2 separate regions of the Homo sapiens genome follow, and region 1 is linked to region 2. The links are chromatin loops, found by intact Hi-C in ENCODE. Cell type or tissue: mammary epithelial cell. All regions are shown on one strand. Links, peaks and the distances in the headings refer to the core of each region. The heading gives the core; the rest is flanking DNA.

The links. Hi-C counts contacts between places; a loop is a spot of excess contacts. Peaks named below come from ENCODE experiments on the same cell type or tissue, not always from the same donor. Only the 100,000 strongest peaks of a DNase experiment are listed, where the experiment ranks them.
Region 1: a loop joins it to region 2, with 14 times the contacts of the local background. A loop is called at or near these places in 100 of 110 quality-filtered maps.

What each region holds. Positions count from the first base shown.
Region 1 is chr16:84,949,198-84,957,197 of GRCh38, reverse strand. No RefSeq gene overlaps it. Among named protein-coding and RNA genes, the nearest start is that of LINC02176, 25 kb to the right of the region's middle. In mammary epithelial cell, for the core only: CTCF peaks have their summits at 4,802 (motif pointing right) and 6,077 (motif pointing left); a DNase peak (open chromatin) is centred at 4,807.
Region 2 is chr16:84,749,948-84,760,347 of GRCh38, reverse strand. It overlaps USP10 (ubiquitin specific peptidase 10), which reads right to left. Exons shown (of 14, transcript NM_005153.3): 5 at 1,541-1,632; 6 at 876-985; 7 at 402-457; 8 at 73-176. Among named protein-coding and RNA genes, the nearest start is that of USP10, 55 kb to the right of the region's middle. RefSeq lists an enhancer at 8,057-8,136. In mammary epithelial cell, for the core only: a CTCF peak has its summit at 5,790 (motif pointing left); DNase peaks (open chromatin) are centred at 5,157 and 5,777; H3K4me3 peaks cover 507 bases; H3K27ac peaks cover 1,894 bases.

The sequences.
Region 1 (8,000 bases), core at 1-8,000, 200 kb before region 2:
AAAGATCAGCAGATAGACATCCGTAGCCGTCTGTGTCCACGGTCCCTCCAAAAAAGGACAGTTTAGCCCCCAACACTGAAGGAAGGTCATAATCTGAGTAAGGGCCAGTTCTTGAATTAGGATTTATCAAGGGACACCTGATTTTCTTGTGTTTCCTCAAAGCGTTGACTACTGGGCAATGGGTGGCAGTGGACAGGTGTGTGTGTCTCCTGGGGATGCTGTAACAAAGTGTTGCTAACTGGGGGCTTAGGACAGCAGAAACGTGTGTTCTCTCTGTTCTGGAGGCAGAAGTCTAAAATCAAGGTGTGGGCAAAACCATGATCTCTCTGAAAGTTCTAGGGGAGTGTCCCTTGCTGCCTTGTCCAGCTCCTGCTCACTGCCAGCAGTCCTTGGCGTTCCCTGGCCTGTAGACACATCACTGCAACCTCTGCCTCCATCCTCATATGGGCTTCTCCCCATGTTTGTGTCTAAATTTTCCCCCCTACCTTTTTGTTTTTTTTTTGAGATGGAGTCTCGCTCTGTCGCCCAGGGTGGAGTACAGTGGCACAGTCTCGGCTCACTGCCACCTCTGACTCCTGGGTTTAAGCGATTCTTGCATCTCAGCCTCCTGAGTAACTAGAATTACAGGTGTGCACCGCCACTCCTGGCTACTTTTTGTATTTTTAGTAGAGACGGGGTTTCACCACGTTGGCCAGGCTGGTTTCGAACTCCTGGCCTCAAGTGATCTACCCACCTCGGCCTCCCAAAGTGCTGGGATTACAGGTGTGAGCCACCACGCCTGGCCAATTTTCCTCTTCCTGGAGTCCAGTGGCACAATCTTGGCTCACTGCAACCTCTGCCTCCTGGGTTTAAGCGATTCTCCTGCCTCAGCCTCCCAAGTAGCTGGGAGTACAGGTGTGAGCCACCACGCCTGGCTAAATTTTTGTATTTTTAGTAGAGATGGGGTTTGGTCATGTTGGCCAGGCTAGTCTTGAACTCCTGGCCTCAAGTGATCTGCCCACCTTGGCCTCCCAAAGTCCTGGAATTACAGGCGTGAGCCACCGTGCCTGGCCCAGTTTCTCTCTTCTAAGGACACCAGCCATTGGATTAAGGTCTAGCCTACTCCAGTGTGACCTCATGTTAACGAATTATATTTGCAAAGATTCAATTTCAAAATAGGGTCACATTCACAGGTTTCGGGGATTAGGACCTAAACGTATCTTTTTCGGGGACACAATTCCACCTGGTAGAGTGGGTCAGCATTATGCCTGCCCCCCAACGTACTTTGCTGCCAGCAAAGTGTGAGAAAGACTGAGCCAAGGAGCCATTACCTCCTGGCCTGGGGGTACCGTTGGGGACCCCTGGGCCATTCCACTTTCCCTGGCAGCTGTAGGCTTATTTCCCTTCCAAGGAATGGCTGCCCTGAGGTCAGCCAAGCCAGGTGGAACACAGAGCTTTAGGGCCAGGCCCTGACCTAAGCTCCCTGGGGAGGGAGCACCTTTGACTTTTGGAACGGGAGGGCAGGAAGGTTTGGCCTTGATTGGAGGGCTCTGGGGCACCTGCCAGGCTGCAGGTGTTGACACCTAGCAGCCGCCAGCCCGACCTGATCCCCAGTGCCCAGGCAGGGACCAGAGCGGCTCCCAGGTAGCTGGTGCTGCAGGGAACCTTGGGAGCTCTGCCAAACCAAACAACACATTTCCAGAGAGGTGTGCTGACTGGCCTGAGGTCACACAGCGATCAGACAGGGCCAACATGGGTGGCCGGGGCCCCAACCACATTCCTGCCAATTTGAGCTTCTTAGCCTTTTACCCACCAAGAGGGCACAGGGTGTGGGGGGTAAGTAGTTTTTTTGCCCATGGGAGCCCAGGGCTGATTTTATTTTGAGACAGTCTTGCTCTGTCACCCAGGCTGGAGTGCAGTGGCACCATCTCAGCTCACTGCAGCCTTGCCCTCCCCGGCTAAAGTGATTCTTCCACCTCAACACCCCAAGTAGCTGGGACCACAGGTGTGCACCACCCTACCTGGCTCATTTTTAAAAATTGTTTTTGTAGAGATGGGCTCTCGCTATGTTGCTCAGGCTGGTCTTGGACTCCTAGCCTCAAGCAGTCTTCCTGCCTTGGCCTCCCAAAGTGCTGGGATTACAGCATGAGCCCCACGCCCGGCCAGGGTTGATTTTATAATAGCTTTGTAGTGGCAATCAGGAAGAATCTGTCACCCAATTAGCAGCCAGAATGGAGCTGTGTCAGCAGATGTTTGGGAAAAGGGGCGAGAGGACTGACGTGGCCTGAACCCCTCCTCTGTGCCAGCACTTTCCGCACAGGCTGTCACCAAGTCCCAGCCTCTCCCCTGAGAGGCAGTTAGACACACACCTCACCTGTAGGCAGCCGGAGGTCCACGCAGCTTGGAGTCAGCCTGGAGTTCCCGTCCCTGCTCAGGTCCCCAAGGGGCGTCAGTTCATCTCAGAGAGCCTCAGTTTCCCCATCTGTGAACTGGGGATCACAGGCCCAGTCTCACAGGTGGTCACGAGGATTAGGAATCACATCCCAGGAACGGCCACATAGGAGCTCAAGAAAGATGACGGGTGGATTTTCGACGGGTTCTGTAACAAATGTCCACAGACTTAGCAGCTTAAAAACCTCATTTGTCATTTACGGTTCCACAGGTCAGAAACCCAGCCTCAGTCTCCCTGGGCTTGGGTCACGGTCAACAGGGCTGGTAACTTCTGGGGGTTCTGGGGGAGAATCTGTTTCCCTGCCTTTTCCAGCGTCCAGAGGTCACTGGCATCCCATGGCTCCTGGCCGCTTCGTCCACCTTCAGAGCCGGCAATGTTGCATCTCTGCTGCTGCTTCGGTAATCACAGCACCCTCGGAAAGGTTCTATCACGGCTCCCTCTGACCACAGCTCAGAAAGGTTCCACCACGGCTCCCTCCGACCGCAGCTCAGAAAGGTTCTCTGATTCTAAGGACTCGTGTGACTCGATTAGGTCCACCTGGATGACCCGGGTTACCCTCCCTATGGCAAGGTGCCCCTTGCCCCACCTGCAAAGTGCCTTTTGCCACGTCAGGTAACCTGCACAGGTTTGGGGAATTAGGGCGAGCTGAATCGCCGAGCTCATCGGGCCACAGGTGAGTTGAGTTGAATTCTGGAAAGCAAGGGAGGCCTGGGCTGGCCTCTGGCGGTTCTTTTTGGAAGAAGAAGATTCCACTAAAACCAGCTCATTCTAGGACCACTTCCCATCTTTCTGCTGTTTTTGACTCTTTTCAAAGAGGCCCTGTCTAGCCAAGGAGACTGGGTCACGTCTGCCAAACCTTTGCTTCAAAATAAACCCTACTAGGAAATTTCCATGGGACTGGGCCCTTTTCTTCCCCCACGGACCTGCTTGAAGTTCAAAACCTGGCGGGGCTTCTGTACAAAAGGGCACCGGTCATTACGCGGCCCTGAGAGCAGGTTTTCTGTTGTTGTTTGTGTGGGTTTTGTTTGCTTTCCCCGTCTCCATCTCTCCACCCGGTGGGGTCGTAGCAAGATGGTCACCTCTGTCACCTCCCCCAAGTCCCTCTTGCAGCCGCCTCCTTGCTGTTTGCCTTTCTGTCCCCAGGGCTGCATCTTGCACGTGTCCCCTGTCTGATTTCCACTGTGGTCAGGTCACGTGTGGCTCTGGGAATTCCAGGAAAGCCTGGCTTTCAAGACCACTGTCTCATCAAACACTTAAACCTTAAAAACCCTTATTTTGATGCTCAAAGCTGAGTGTGGATTCCTCTGTACCTGTTCTCTTCCCTGAGCAAGAAGCCTCATTTTCAGAGCCTGGTCGTGATAGGAGAAGAGGTGCTGGGGGCCCCCAAAAGAAACTTCCGGAGCTATTTCATAACATCCTTTGCCTGTAGACGTAAAGCCAGCAGCCAGCAAGTGGCAGTCCATTCATGGGACACAGCCCTCTCCAGGAATCACTAAGCTCATATTTGCTGCTCTGTGCTGGGGCTCTCTGGAAGGACAAAAGACACCAGCAATGTGGAAGGGAAATGGGGCTTTGGGATGGGAGGGGACTTGGTTTCCTGACCCTTTTGCACCGTGACACTGGACATGTGTCTGAGTGTCTTTTACTGAAGGAGGAAACATTCCTTCTCTTGCCTCTTTCCAGAAAAGGTCAGGTGGCTCAATTCATCCTGTCTGAAATGAAGAATGAAACAGTTGGTGGTGGTCTTTTGCTGGCAGGCTGTACTTTGGGAAGTCCCCAGGCCATGGCTGATAAGGGCCTGCGGCCTATGGTGCAGTCTCAAGCAGAGAGAGGCCACAGGCATGTGAGGGAGGCCCTGGCCTTGGGGCCCCCTTTGTCTGGCTGGTGGAGTTTATCTCCCTTCCCAGATGAGGCCAGGAGCTGTGGAGTCAGCTCCTGGCCTCTCTGCCCATTGGCTGGCTGTCTGCCTGGGGCCTGAGATTCACCAGCCCTGCACGAAGATTAAGGGGATCAGGATTCCATCCCCTCCCCTTGCTCAACCTCTGAAGTCAGGTCCCAGCCAGGCACCCATTGGAGAAAACCCAGGCTAGCCAGACCTTCTGCCGTCTGGGTCAGCTCCGTGTAGCGCTGGCCTGTCTGTCTGGTGTCTCCTGGAGAGCATGACTTGGTGGTGTGCCATCTCAAATGTCTCCCGCCAGCTGCAGACTTGGTTATTGCCTTTTGTGAGCGGTGTTCACCCAGCGTTAATGGAATGGGCATTCTCTGAAGGGCTGCAAGTAACACTTAGAACCAAGCCCAGGACTGGCCGGGCAGCAATGTCTGCAGCCTGGAGCTGCCCATGTATGTTAAGAGTGTCATTCCCTAAAAGGCCACCAGAGGGTGCTGCTCAGAGCCACATCGCGACAAACCCTCTATGGCTCCTTATGGCTCTCAGGATGAGGGCTGGGGCTCACAAGCCGGTGTACAAAGTTGTGAATGATCTGGCCGCTGACCTCTCCAGCTCCATCTTATTCTCCTCCGTGCTATGTGTTCCAGCCACGCTGGCTTCCTCACAGTTGCTGGAAAAGATTATTTCCTGCAGCCGCAGGTCTTTTGCACATGTTATGCCCACTTCTTTTTTTTTTTTTTTTTTTGAGACGGAGTTTCGCTCTTGTTGCCAGGCTGGAGCGCAGTGGTGCGATCTCGGCTCACTGCAACCTCCATCTCCCAGGTTCAAGTGATTCTCCTGCCTCAGCCTCCCAAGCAGCTGGGATTACAGGCGCCCGCCAGCACGCCCAGCTAATCTTTGTATTTCTAATAGAGATGGGGTTTCACCATGTTTTCCAGGCCAGTCTCGAGCTCCTGACCTCAGGTGATCCACCAGCCTTGTCCTCCCAAAGTGCTGGGATTACAGGCATGAGCCACCGTGCCCAGCTAATTTTTGTATTTCTAATAGAGATGGGGTTTCACCATGTTGTCCAGGCTGGCCTTGAACTCGTGACCTCAGGTGATCTGCCTGCCTCATCCTCCCAAAGTGCTGGGATTACAGGTGTGAGCCATTGTTCCCGGCCCCGCCCACTTCTTAGAAGGCTGTTCCACTCATCTTCACCCAGAGAAGTCCTAGTCACCCTTTAGGCCTTACCTGAAACACTGGTCCCAGAGTGAGGGGCCTTTCTAAACCCCTCCTTGAAGTCACTGGACCCTGCTCGACATGCTGGAGCCCAGCATTCTCCCTGCAGCAGGCGCCACCCATGCAGTGAAGTCATGAGTTCTGTCCTGGCTTGTCCACTGTCTGTCTTCACTGCTGGTTCCCTATGCCCTGTGCAGTGCCTGGCACCTAGGAGCTGCTCAGGAAGCTGTATTGCACTGGATGCTCACTGAACGCCACCTGGTATAGATATTAGTGCTGGGCACCAAATATTTCTGGTTGTCTCTCTTCTAGGCACCTGGTAGGATTAGACTTTCTGCCCCTTTTGAGGGGATGTGGCACGCATTGTCATTCTCCTACCTGTAGCCGGGAAGCATGTGAGCAGAAGAGACATGCGTCCCTGCCCAGGCTGGAGCATTTACTCACCAACGTGAGCGCCTCTGGCACGGCTGCTGGCAACCGTTGAGATGTGGCTACTCCCTGAGCTGGGGCCCCCTAGTGTCCATGATGAGCAGAACCCCCCGCTGGCCTCTGACACAGAGAATGAGCAAGGAACACATCCTTATTGTCTTCAGCCACTGGGATTTGGGGTTTGTTTGTCACAGCGGCACAATGTGGCCAGTCCTGACTGATACACCACCTGCTGCCCAAAGGCAGGAAAAGTGCAATCACCCTGGGGCCGAGCTGGCTTAGGGGGCCAAGATCTAGGAGTGCTTGAAGGTGGTCAGGAAGCAAAGGCTCTGTGGCAGCTGGGGGAAGGCTGGTGTGGCTGCAGCAGCAGGCGCTGGGAATGGGCCCAGACAGGTCACAGGGTCAGACCCTACTGGGCCCAGTAGATCATAAGGGTGTGGCTCTTTAGGTTCATACCATGCCTGGTCCAGCGCCCTCAGTTGGTGGAACTCATTGTTAAATAGCAATTAATAAATTGGCAATAGATTTATATAAATTTTTTAGAGATAGGGTCTTGCTCTGTTGTCCAGGCTGGAGTGCAGTGGAAAAATAATTTACTCCTAAGAAATTAATACAATTGATTTCATTTGTTATTTAATAATTTAATCAATGACTAAAAATTAATCAATTAAATAATAACTTGAGGTCTCAGAGAAGGGTTCTTTTTCCCCTTTCTTCATACACACGAAATATATTTTTCTACTTGGCCTGAAATTCCACCATTAGAGTAAAATTCCTCTGGCTTGTGAGGAATGGGTCCAGCTGAGGCAGGGGGTGAAGGGTGATGGGCACGGCACTCCAGAGGTTGTGCAGCTCGGTGGCCCTTAGGTGACATTTGAACAGAGACCAGGACAATGGGAGAGAGGGAGTCATGTGGGGCTCAGGAATGGTGTGCAGATGGAAGGAACAGCATGTACGAAGGCCTGAGGCAGGACATCCTTCTGTTTAGAGAACTAGGAGCCGATGCCAACCTGGAGGGAGAGGGAGAGGGCTAGGATAGCTGGGAAGATAATTACATGGCTGTGCAGAAAGCTGAAGGAGGTGTTAGTTGGATGTGGGAGTCAAAAGGAGTCCAGGCCACTTTCTCTTTTTATCAAACTGGAGAAACACACCTCCTTTCCATTTTAATGTCTCTGGAATCAGGATGCTCCTCACCTGCAGTGGCAGCTCATATTTGATGAAATACGGTAATTGCAAAGCCGGTTCAAGAAGCAAAGGTTTAGCCCTTGAGTGGAGCCCTTGAAGAGTTGCTGCTGTACTCATGGTTGGTGGCACCGAGAGAACATGGACCTTGATCACTCAGAGTTAAGGAGTGATTCAGAGAGTCAGACTCCAAAAGTGAAGAAGTTTAGGACATTCTGTAATCCACCCATTTCACTCGTGTTTCCTTTGTTTACGTGTGCCCGGAGTGTTCATAAGAATCTAAATAAGTCTCGCAGAGCTCTTTTGGCAAGTATCAAATACAAACTAAGGGATACGCAGGCCCCGCGGTGGAGGATTCGCGCTTCCTTTCTCAGAGGCACAGGTTGGTGGAGAGCCTCAGGACTCGGGCTTAGACCCTAGTTCTGCGACTTAGCACCTGTGTGACCTGATACCTGCTCCTCCCCTGTAGAAACATCAGAGAGAGGCACACCCCACCACACACACGGAGACACACGCAGAGATGCACCTGAGGCACACATGCACACATAAAACCACACAGACACGCACACACACACAGACAAAACCACACAGACAAGCACACACAGACACAGACAAAACCACAAACACACACAGACAAAACCACAGACATGTGCACACACACAGACAAAACCACACAGACACGCACAGACACAGACAAAACCACACACGCACACACAGACAAAAGCACACAGAGACACGTGCACACACACAGACAAAACCACACAGACACACACAGACACAGACACGCACACACACACAGACAAAACCACACAGAGACACGTGCACACACAGACAAAACCACACAGACAT
Region 2 (10,400 bases), core at 2,401-10,400:
GCAACAGTTACCACACAAACACTGGAACAAAAGGCAACACTTGATACTAGTGACAACAGAGAAGTCTCAAACCTTTTCAGACAGGCTTGACTTGTTAACTGTCAGGAGTCTGTAAATATATGTGGGCTCAAAGGCAGCTCCAGGGCGAATATCCCTCACGATTTTATCTCCAAGAGCTGCAATGGAAAGAGGACACAGGTTTTCCTAACTACAATGAACTCATAAATGATGAAAAAAGCAACATCATCAAAACTCCCCCACCTCCCACCTGGCTGAATGTTGAGAATGGCATAGGTGTAAAGACACTATCTTCCCAACAAGACTGAATTTACCAAATTTAAGTCATCTGTCTCCATAACTCCCAATATGTAATAGCATCAACAAAACTCATTTTTACTAACCTTGTCGGGGTTTTGGAGGTACTGGCATATTAGTGAACTCATTCATTAGCCGAACACTAAACATGGGGAAAAAATGTTAAATAGTGCAGTTTTAAACAATATATACTTTTACTAAAGAGCTTTGATGGCTAAGTAGAATATCAGCTATACGAGTATAGTAGATTTTAGGTAACCAATGCTGTAACAGCTAGTGAACTCAAGTCTCTTCTATATGCATTTTTGGTCTATTTCAAGTGATATATGCTGGTAAACGCTAAAATATTTTCTACTGAATCTAAAGAACACAGATCATCAATGCTCCAATTCCATTTCTGGTTAACTTCCATATAAAATCGCCAACAGTCTATTTTTAAAAAAAGACAGAATTATAGGACTCATTTGCAGGAAATCAAGAGCTTTACTAAACTATTTCAATTCTAATTATCAGACGGGAAAAACCCCACCACTTAACACATCTTTCACCACCTTACTTACAAGCTGTCTATCATGGGTGTTGACGTACAAGGCCTTTGCACTTTGGAATACAGAGGAATGAACTTCATCAGGTGGTACATCGGCGGGCAAGCAACCAATGCCTGCAGTGTCTATGTAGTGGCAGTAAGGAAGCGTAAAGGAAATGAACAGACACACCACATTTCCTGAAGGCACATGAAGCACAAGAATGTTTATAAAAACACAAGGAAGCTAAGGACGTTGAACTACTTAGATATGTCACCACGAAAAGGAATAAACCAAATAGTTACTAGGGTAAGTGTCCTGTGATGTCCATATAAGGATCTACGAAGCAGTCAGTCGTTTGTATTCAAGAACTTGACCTAACCAAGACAGTTCAATCAGTTAAAACCAAATTTCCAGTTGTAAGTGGTTGCTCTGCCCTATTATTTGTGACTATTCTAATGAGAGCCAGCTTGTCTGCAGCCCTCATTCACGTGCCAACATATCCTCTCTTTTAGAGGGAGATGGACTGGGGTCAGGAATAATCCTGTTTATAAGCAAGGTAGGCAGACCAAGTAATAAACCAGACTTAGGGATTCAAATGGAGAGCTAGATGGCCCACGGAAGCTGAGCTAAGTCACATGCACCCAAAGGAGGGACAGCTGCAACAAGCTGGCCTTGCGGACGGCGTCCAGGAAGGATACAGCATTAATGTAGCACCAGTTCCCTTTATTGATCAGCCCACGGGGTTGCAACGACACTGGTTTATGGATTAGGGTTACATTCTCCAGCAACTCTGAAAGAGTGAAGAAGCATATTTCAGAAATTGATGACATCTAGTGAAGAACATTCAAATCATTTCACATGCTCTACTCTGGGACAGCATTTAAAATCCCTTCAGTAAAACACACAGCCAAAGAAAATGCATACTGTTAAGGCTTCATTCAGTTCAACATCAAGTACATTATTCAATTAGAACATTTTTGAAACTAATCTTTTCCCTCAAATAGCAACATTTAATCTTCCTGGGGGGAACAGAATTAGGGAACACAAGAACTACCTATTTTAATGAGAAACAAAAAAATGTTAACACAGTATCATTATTAGAGAATAGATTTGAGAGATACAGCCTTTCTTCCTTAAACACCATTAGCCAGGTGTGTCTCATCAGCAGCAAGGCGCCTCAGACACTAGATAGAAAGATATCTTGCAGAACCCACGTCTCATTCCTCTCTGCATCCCCAGCATCTAATGCTGACCCTACACATCACTGTGTGTGTTCAATGGCTGTTCAGTGAGTAAAAATACTCCTTTCAGAGACAGCGGTCTCCTACAAATTAAACCGTCCACTAGAAATCCAATTTAGCAACTGTTTTATAAACTGTAATTCCCTTATTCCATTTACAAACACGCTGCTCAGCCTCAGGTTCACCCTGAGTGGACATCACTCTTTCTGTGTATTAAAACAGCTGTGAATGCCATCTTTATAGAATTAACCATCAGAAATGCTTGAAAACAAGACAAGGTCTCCCCCTGTCCCACTATGAATCTTCTAATGGTGATGGCTACAATTTATAAACCCTTCTACACTTAGCACGTTCTTTACAATTGACAAATGTTAATTGGCTGGACTTAATCCTTAGTAATCTAGGAGTACCACCACTTTGACCCTTTCACCAATAAGGAAAATGAGGCTCCCAAAGACTGACTAACTCACCTGTGATCACACAGGAGCCAGGTAGCATAGCCAGGGCCTCAACTCCATAATCTGCAGCCAATCCACACTGTCTCCTTTACTTTTAAATTGTATACTAATCATATAACCCACAAATAGATACACCTACTATGTACCAACAAAAATCAAAAATTCATTTAAAAATAAAGTATAATAAATAAACAAATTGTATATAGGAAAGAAAAACCAAAATGGCATACATACATTTGATAGTAGCATCCATCTAAGGCATCGCTCAAAAATAAGCTTTTCTTTTCTAAACTACATTGTACTGGCAGATCCCAGACTTCGGCACTAATCAAATGAAAAAATTAATTTACAAAATTCAAAACACACACACACACACACACACACACACACACACACACACACACCCCCACCCCTCTCATTCCCTCCTTCCTATGAATAAATGTCCTCTTCCTTCTAACTGAAGAAGCGTAGGGAATAATTTCTGCTAGCTCTTCTTCTGTAGAAAGTAAAATATTACAGATTCTGTGGAATCTGTTTAATTAGACTAAGTTTGCAAAGCTCCTCTCTCTCTTAATATGGAATACCGAACTGGGCCTTGAAATAAATGAATAATGGATCAGTTACGAACTGAACCCCAAGCCTGCATGTGATGACACCCAGCAGAGATAGCACCTGTCATGTGAGGGACACTGTGCTAGAAGCTTTGTGTATATTATTCATAATTATCATAACCCTACTGTCAGAGATAGTTACCAACCCCATTTTACAGATGAGAAAACTGAGGTCACATAACAGCTGAAATGACCTGTGAACCTGGGTCCACCTGACTCAAGAGGTTGAGCCCTTTCCTCAATATATAAGGGGCTTCACTTAAAAATCCCTTTTATTCCAAGGTTTCAGATACTTACTTTTCCCCACAGGCTTAAAGTCTATTGACAGTGGATTTTTACATTTGTCTTTAAACCATATCATCACAACAGTCTATCATTTCTAGTGTGTGCCACAGAACAGCAACTAATGTCATTGCAGTGTTAAAAAGGTGCATTTTCAAATAACCATCAATGACGTAAAGGCATAGTGTCTCAAATGAAAACTCCAGCATGATTCCAACAAGGCTTTGCCATAGTATTTTTATATCAAATGACTTTTTTTTTTAAACCTAACCTTAAGACTCAAAGCCTGCTATCTTTCTAACATAGAAACCTTTGTTTTTTTGAGACAAGTCTTGCTCTGTCACCCAGGCTGGAGTGCAGTGGTGCAATCTTGGCTCACTGCAACCTCTGTGTCCTGGGTTCAAGTGATTTTCCTGCCTCAGCCTCCCATGTAGCTGGGATTACAGACGTGCACCACCACGCCCGGCTAATTTTTGTATTTTTAGGAGAGACAGGATTTCACCATGTTGGCCAGGCTGGTCTTGAACTCCTGAGTTCAAGTGATCCACCTGCCTTGGTCTCCCAAAGTGCTTGGATTACAGGCATGAGCCATGGTGTGTGGCTGAAACCTTTGTTAAATAACATGCTGCCTTTCGCTGAAGGCGAGTAAACCCCTGCTGAGCCCTGCCTAGGCACCGGGTAAGGAAGGCACAGAGATGAATGCAAGGTGGTCCTGCCCTAGGCAAGCTCGCAGACCAGTGAAGGGACGAACTGTGATGTCCCTGGCTCCAAACACACACTGTACAGGCTAAGCTGAAGGGGTGTTGGGAGATGGGGGGCGGGGGGTGGGGAAGGATGCTTAGCCCAATCCAAGGGCTGCAGAAACTCTGGGAAGGTCAGGGGTTGAAGCCACCAAATGGAAGCTGAGGAAGAACAGATATACTAGAAGGTTCTCACTGACTGGGGCAGCAGTGCTATCCAACTAGAGGAGGAATACAACAGATGAGCAGGTTATTTTTTGTTTAGTGTGGTAATGAGCTCAGTTTTAGAGATGTTAGTAAAAGATACCCAGATGACACCAGTAAATCGTATATGTATATTAAAAGACCAGCAAGTGACTGATTTTTTTTTTTTTTTTTGAGACAGTCTCACTCTGCCGCCCAGGCTGGAATGCAGTGGCACCATCCTAGCTCACTCCAACCTCCGCCTCTGGGTCTCAAGCAATTCTTGTGCCTCAGCCTCCCGAGTAGCTGGGACTACAGATGTGTGCCACCATACCCAATCATAATTATTATTTTAAAGACAGGATCTTGCTCTATTACCCAGGCTGGAGTGCAGTGGCGTGATTATGCCTCACTGCAGCCTCGACCTCCTGGGTTCAACAGATTGATAATCACACAAACATACGCACAGGTCCCCAGAGTGCAGGGCTGGAAGGGTAGAGAAGTGAGAAGCACGCAGGGGCAGCGTGTAGGAGTGGGGGCAGCGTGTAGGAGTGAAGACAGCAAGTGCAGGCTGCTCAGCCAGAAGCCGGGCTGAGGAAGGAGACAGGATCATGGGTGCAAGGAGCTAGGGATCCAGGAAGATGCAGCGAAGTTTCTGGGTGGGAGAAGGAGTGAAACAGCAACTTCAGTTTTCTTGACGATACGGAAGGAAAGGTCTTCTAGGGCAGAGTTAGGGCGAAGATGCCAGAGGTGGGTGAGACGGGGCTTGAACATGTTCATTCCTGTTTAGCACTGATACTGGAAGGAAATGAAAGCAGCCACCAGGGCCAGGCATACAAGATCTGCCTGAAACTTCCCTTCGTTGTTGACCCGTTCGAACAGACTCAAAAACACGCTTTATGACGAGGCTAACTCCACTCTTAAAAGGAAAGCATTGCACAGCCATCAAGAACTGGCTGCACTAAGCTCTGTCTGAAAACACAGCTCCTTTTTTTTTTTTTCTGGGACAAAGTCTAGAGACAGGGTTTTGCCACATTGGCCAGGCTGGTCTCGAACTCCTGGCCTCAAGCAATCCGCCTGCCTTGGATTCCCAAAGTGCTGGGATTACAGGTGTGAGCCACTGTGCCTGGCCTCCTTTCATGTTCTTAACTGAGTTAGGGGCCCAGAATAATCTGCATGGCCTGGAGGCTTGACCATTCAATCTCTATGCAATCAAAGGATACATAAATCAACTATAAACCGACTTTTTTCCCAGCATTTATTTGTGAGACAGCATGAACTAGTCAGACAGAAACCTTTAGTTTCTACATCAGCCATTCCCTTAAATCGATACCAGCTTCCAGTTTGCTTATTTTGAGGCGCAGGCAGGTTAAAAAGCAGTTTCAGTTTTTCTTGCACAGTATTAAAATCAAGTCTTCTAGCACCACCCAGTGGTTTGTTCAATAACTGCAAGGAACCTACAAAAGCGAACGAGCACAACCTCTGCAACAGCAGAACATACGTACGGGCCCTTGGGACGTGTACTAGGAAATGTACTCCACCAAGCTTTCCTTCAAGCCTTTGACAGTCTTTGAAAGGCCATTCTGGTACGACGTCGTTAAACGCAGAATAAACCTTTTCAGACTTGGAAAATACAGAAGAGACACGAACAACCTAGATTTTTCTTAATGATTATTCTGTTACTGTAGAAAAATTTTATCTAGTGGCAAGTCTTTCATAAACTAAAATACCGTATCATTCTGTTATTAATCTCTTATAATGATCCTAAATCCTAATCTCAGAGTAAGACCGACAGAAGGCACTCAAGATTCTCCACACTGTCTCCACAGTAGCTGACCTCATCACTGCCTACCTGATATTAGTGCTGTGTGCCTCCTTCTCTGGACAGGAGGCTCCTTAAAGACAAGACTCTCACACTTCAACTGCTCAACAAAGTCCGCACCATCTAAGGTAACAGGACTTGGTGGCCTTTTGTGTCCTCAGCCTGTTACTGCCATCCCTACTAGCTGCATGAGGCCTCCCCTCCTTGCTTTCTCCCCTCAACACCCCTCTGCCAATGATCACTTCTCCCTACAAACAGCTGCCATCTGTTCCTTTCTGATCTTATGCCTTAGACTACCCTGAAGGCAAGGCCAATCATTACTCCAACTAGACAGTGCATGGCATACAGTAAGTTCTCATTAGACAGTAATACAGGATCAATTAAACATCTGGAGATTAAAGTTGTTGGTTACGGCAAATGACTCCACTCATATTTGTTAGAAATGACTCAACAGACTTTAAAGGTCATTTAGCTCCTGGTCCAGAAAGTCTAAATGACAGCTCCTGAGAAGACGCACAGTAAAGGGCAAGGGCCCAGGCACACAAACCAGGAAGACGGGGGTTCGCGCCCTGGCTCTGCCACTTCATTCATTGTGCGGCAGATCACTCCGCACCTGGAACAGGTAAGGAGCTGCACCACGCTCAGCTATAGCAAAGATGAGCACGCATGTAAATACATAAGCAGACCACTCCCGGCATGACGGCCAGCTCAATACAGACATCAGAATCCCCCCTAGAAAATAAAGAGCTAATAGAGGTGGAAGGAGAAGGGAAAAGCAAATGAATTTATGTGAGAGTCTGAGAAAACCAACAACTTTCAGCATCCCAAGAGGAAATGTTAGCCCAACTTCCTTAAAATCTTGACAAGTTTTAAACATCTTGACATATTAAAGATATATTAATAAAGTTCTATTTCAGGCAACACTTTGGGAGGCTATGGCAGGAAGATCACTTGAGTCCAGGAGTTCCAAGATCAGCCTGGGCCACACAGTGAGACTCTGTTGCTATGAAAAATAAAAAATAAAAAATAAAAAAATTAGCTGTACATGGTGGTGCCTGCCTATAGTCCCAACTACTCAGGAAGCTGGGGCAGGAAGACCACCTGCGCCTGAGAGATCAAGGCTGCAGTGAGCTATGATCATGCCACAGCACTCCAGCCTGAATGAATGAGCAAGACCCTGTTTCTTAAGAAAAAAAAAATACGTTTTTAAAAAATAAAGCTCCATTTTAAGAGGAATGATTGTAAGAAATGAAGATTAAATACTTATTGTCAAAGATTTTCTCTTAAGATCCAAACACTCAAGAAACATTTAAGGTCCACTTTTGTAACATCTCACACGTACACTAAGCCTTCCATCCTGACTCATTTCGATAACCATCAACTGGAGGAGACACTAACGCTTTATGAAGTTCGTGAGCTCCTCTTCTTCCTCGCAGTGAAAAAAACAGGGGTGCAAAAGCAGTTCTAATTCCTCCTAAGACCAGACCGAATTATGTTCAAGTGAATGAATCCTATTGTTATCATGCAAAAGTCAGGTCTTACGGACAAGCCAGAACTAATACCACTTCCAAATTTCTAATATCACTCTTCGCTCTATTTAAATTCCTCTTTCAACATCAACATTTTCATTTACAATGTTATTCCTAGCCTAAAGTCCAATACGCATTCCAATTATGGAGGCTAAAAGAATAAAAATGAGGAAGGCGGGCCACCAAGGATAGAGGGCAGGCAACTTCTAGGTTGAAACTTGACCTGCATTCCAAAGTCATTGCCATTGGTGTATCTATTTTACCTTCTTTAAGGGCATATAATAGAAGTTGGCTCTAATAACAAACTTTCCCCAGAAGCCTTCTTTTCAATTCATCATGGTTGGTATAATTTACTACTTAACTGTTCAGACAGCAACTTTAGGAAGATGGCCTCCCCCAGTCCATCTTTGTCACAGGAGTTGGTGGGGCTGCCTAGAACAATGTGTGAGAAAAGGCACAAAATGCCAGAATGACTCATAAAAGACACAAAATTGAAACCTGTAGTTCACTTTTGTAATAACTCACATGAAAAGGCTGAACTGAAATTTCACTCTTATGAAATCTGCTGACATACAGAAAAATGGAGTTGCTTAATAGCCTTTTTTCAAATTTTAAGACATACATGCTAGATGGTAGCTCACAAGGGCTGCCACAAATCAGCCCACTGAAATTGTTTATCAACTCAAAGGCAATACCAGCATCGTAAACTTTTATGTCATCATAAGCTATGATTATTCTTACACATATTTTACACATCAAATTCTGTTTTCCTAAAATTAGGACTTAGGGGTCATATTAACATTGAAAATCCCTGAAAATGCAAGGTACAGAACTCTGATTCTTAGGGCTCAATAACTGGCCCGTAATCGACATTCTGGTGTTGTTGACCTGCTTTTCTGTCATCATTCTAACTGTCCAGAACATTCTCCAAGTGCTTTTCTTTTCCTCATTACCATCAATTTGGAAGAACACACACTATCTTGGTTATCTAACCAGGTGGAGGACAGCAAAGTGACCAAAATGTACCACTACCCATTGACTACAGATCAACTTATGTTTCTGAAGTGGAAAGATGTATAATAAATGTGAGGCTACAAACATCGAATCAGATGTGGACTAAACTCTCAGTCCACAAGGGTGGATCCCGGTAAACAGGTGCCACGCCTTTTTAACTTAGATCACGCCGCATGACCACTGCCTGTGTACTTCAGAGTTTGAAGAGGAAGTGCAAAATATCTGAGAAACCATTTCCCCCAAGGAGCGGGGGGAAATATATGCATGATTTATAAACTGCCAAAATAAAGATCAGTTTTAGGATACACAGCCATGCTTAATGATGGGGATATGTTCTGAGAAATGTGGCATTAGGCAATTTTGTCATTGTGGGATCACATGCCTAGATGGTATAGCCAACTACACACCTGGGCCATATGCTAGAGCCTATTGCTCCTAAGCTACAAACCCGTACAGCATGTTGTGTACTGAATACCGTAGGCAACTGTAACACAACTCACTGGTCACTAGAAATTGTTTAGCTCCATTATAATCTTATGGGACCACTGTCGTACATGCGGTCTGTTGTTGACTGAAACATCATTAAAGCAGCACATAACTGTATGTTCATTTACACTTAAATAAACACGGACAGGGTAATTCATTAGAGAAGACCCAAATTGTAATAACTTTGTTTCTTGATCCAATGCCTTTTAGGTATAAAACCACTGTGAAAAATCATATAAACAGGTTTTGACTAACAATTCATAATAAATGACATTGCTAGATACCTCAACGCAATGTTTTCAGAGCTGTTCAAGAGCTCAGTTTTCCTAGTTCTCTCTCACTGGAATTTTAACTTATCGGGCAGTTGGCCACTCTTCTTACCCAGCATTATTTATATTCTGTTAAAACAAAATATACTGTTGCATAATTTTGAAAGCAAAACATCAAATACAAAATGGCTCTATTTGTGATGTGAAAGCATCTGATACAATTTCGTCTAGTATATGAGGAATGTTCCTTAGTAAAGACCCAGGAAAAGTACAATGTTCAATGAAAGCATACGTTCAATTTCAAACGTCACATGTTCGTCAACTCCAAAGTATCTGTGCTAATGAGGGAAGCAGCAGCAAAGGCACTCCCCACGTGTCTGCCATACTCACTCTTAACAAGGGTGTCGCGTTTTGCAACTACTTTCAAACACAAGCTATTAAGTTTTGGGTTTTTTTTTTTTTTTTTGAGACAGTCTCACTCTGTGGCCCAGGCTGGAGTGCAGTGGCACGATCTGGGCTCACTGAACCTCCACCTCCCCGGTTCAAGCTATTCTCCTGACACAGCCTCCTCAGTAGCTAGGATTACAGCCATGAGCCACCACGTCCATCTAATTTTTTTATTTTTAGTAAAGATGGGATTTCCCTATGTTGGCCAGGCTGGTCTTGAACTCCTGGCCTCAAGGGATCCACCCACCTCAACCTCCGAAAGTGCTGGGATTACAGGCGTGAGCCACTGTGCCGGGCTGTATTAAGTTTCCTTTTGTTGACTCCTACTGATAAATGGCAACCATCTCCTCTCAGACCAGTCACTGAAACACAGATCCCTCTCCAACCCTCGGCAAGACAGGGCTTTTGTGTTTAGATACATCCTTCCCTTGGGGCTAAAGGAAATCACTGAGTATTCAGTTCACACGCTCTCCCCT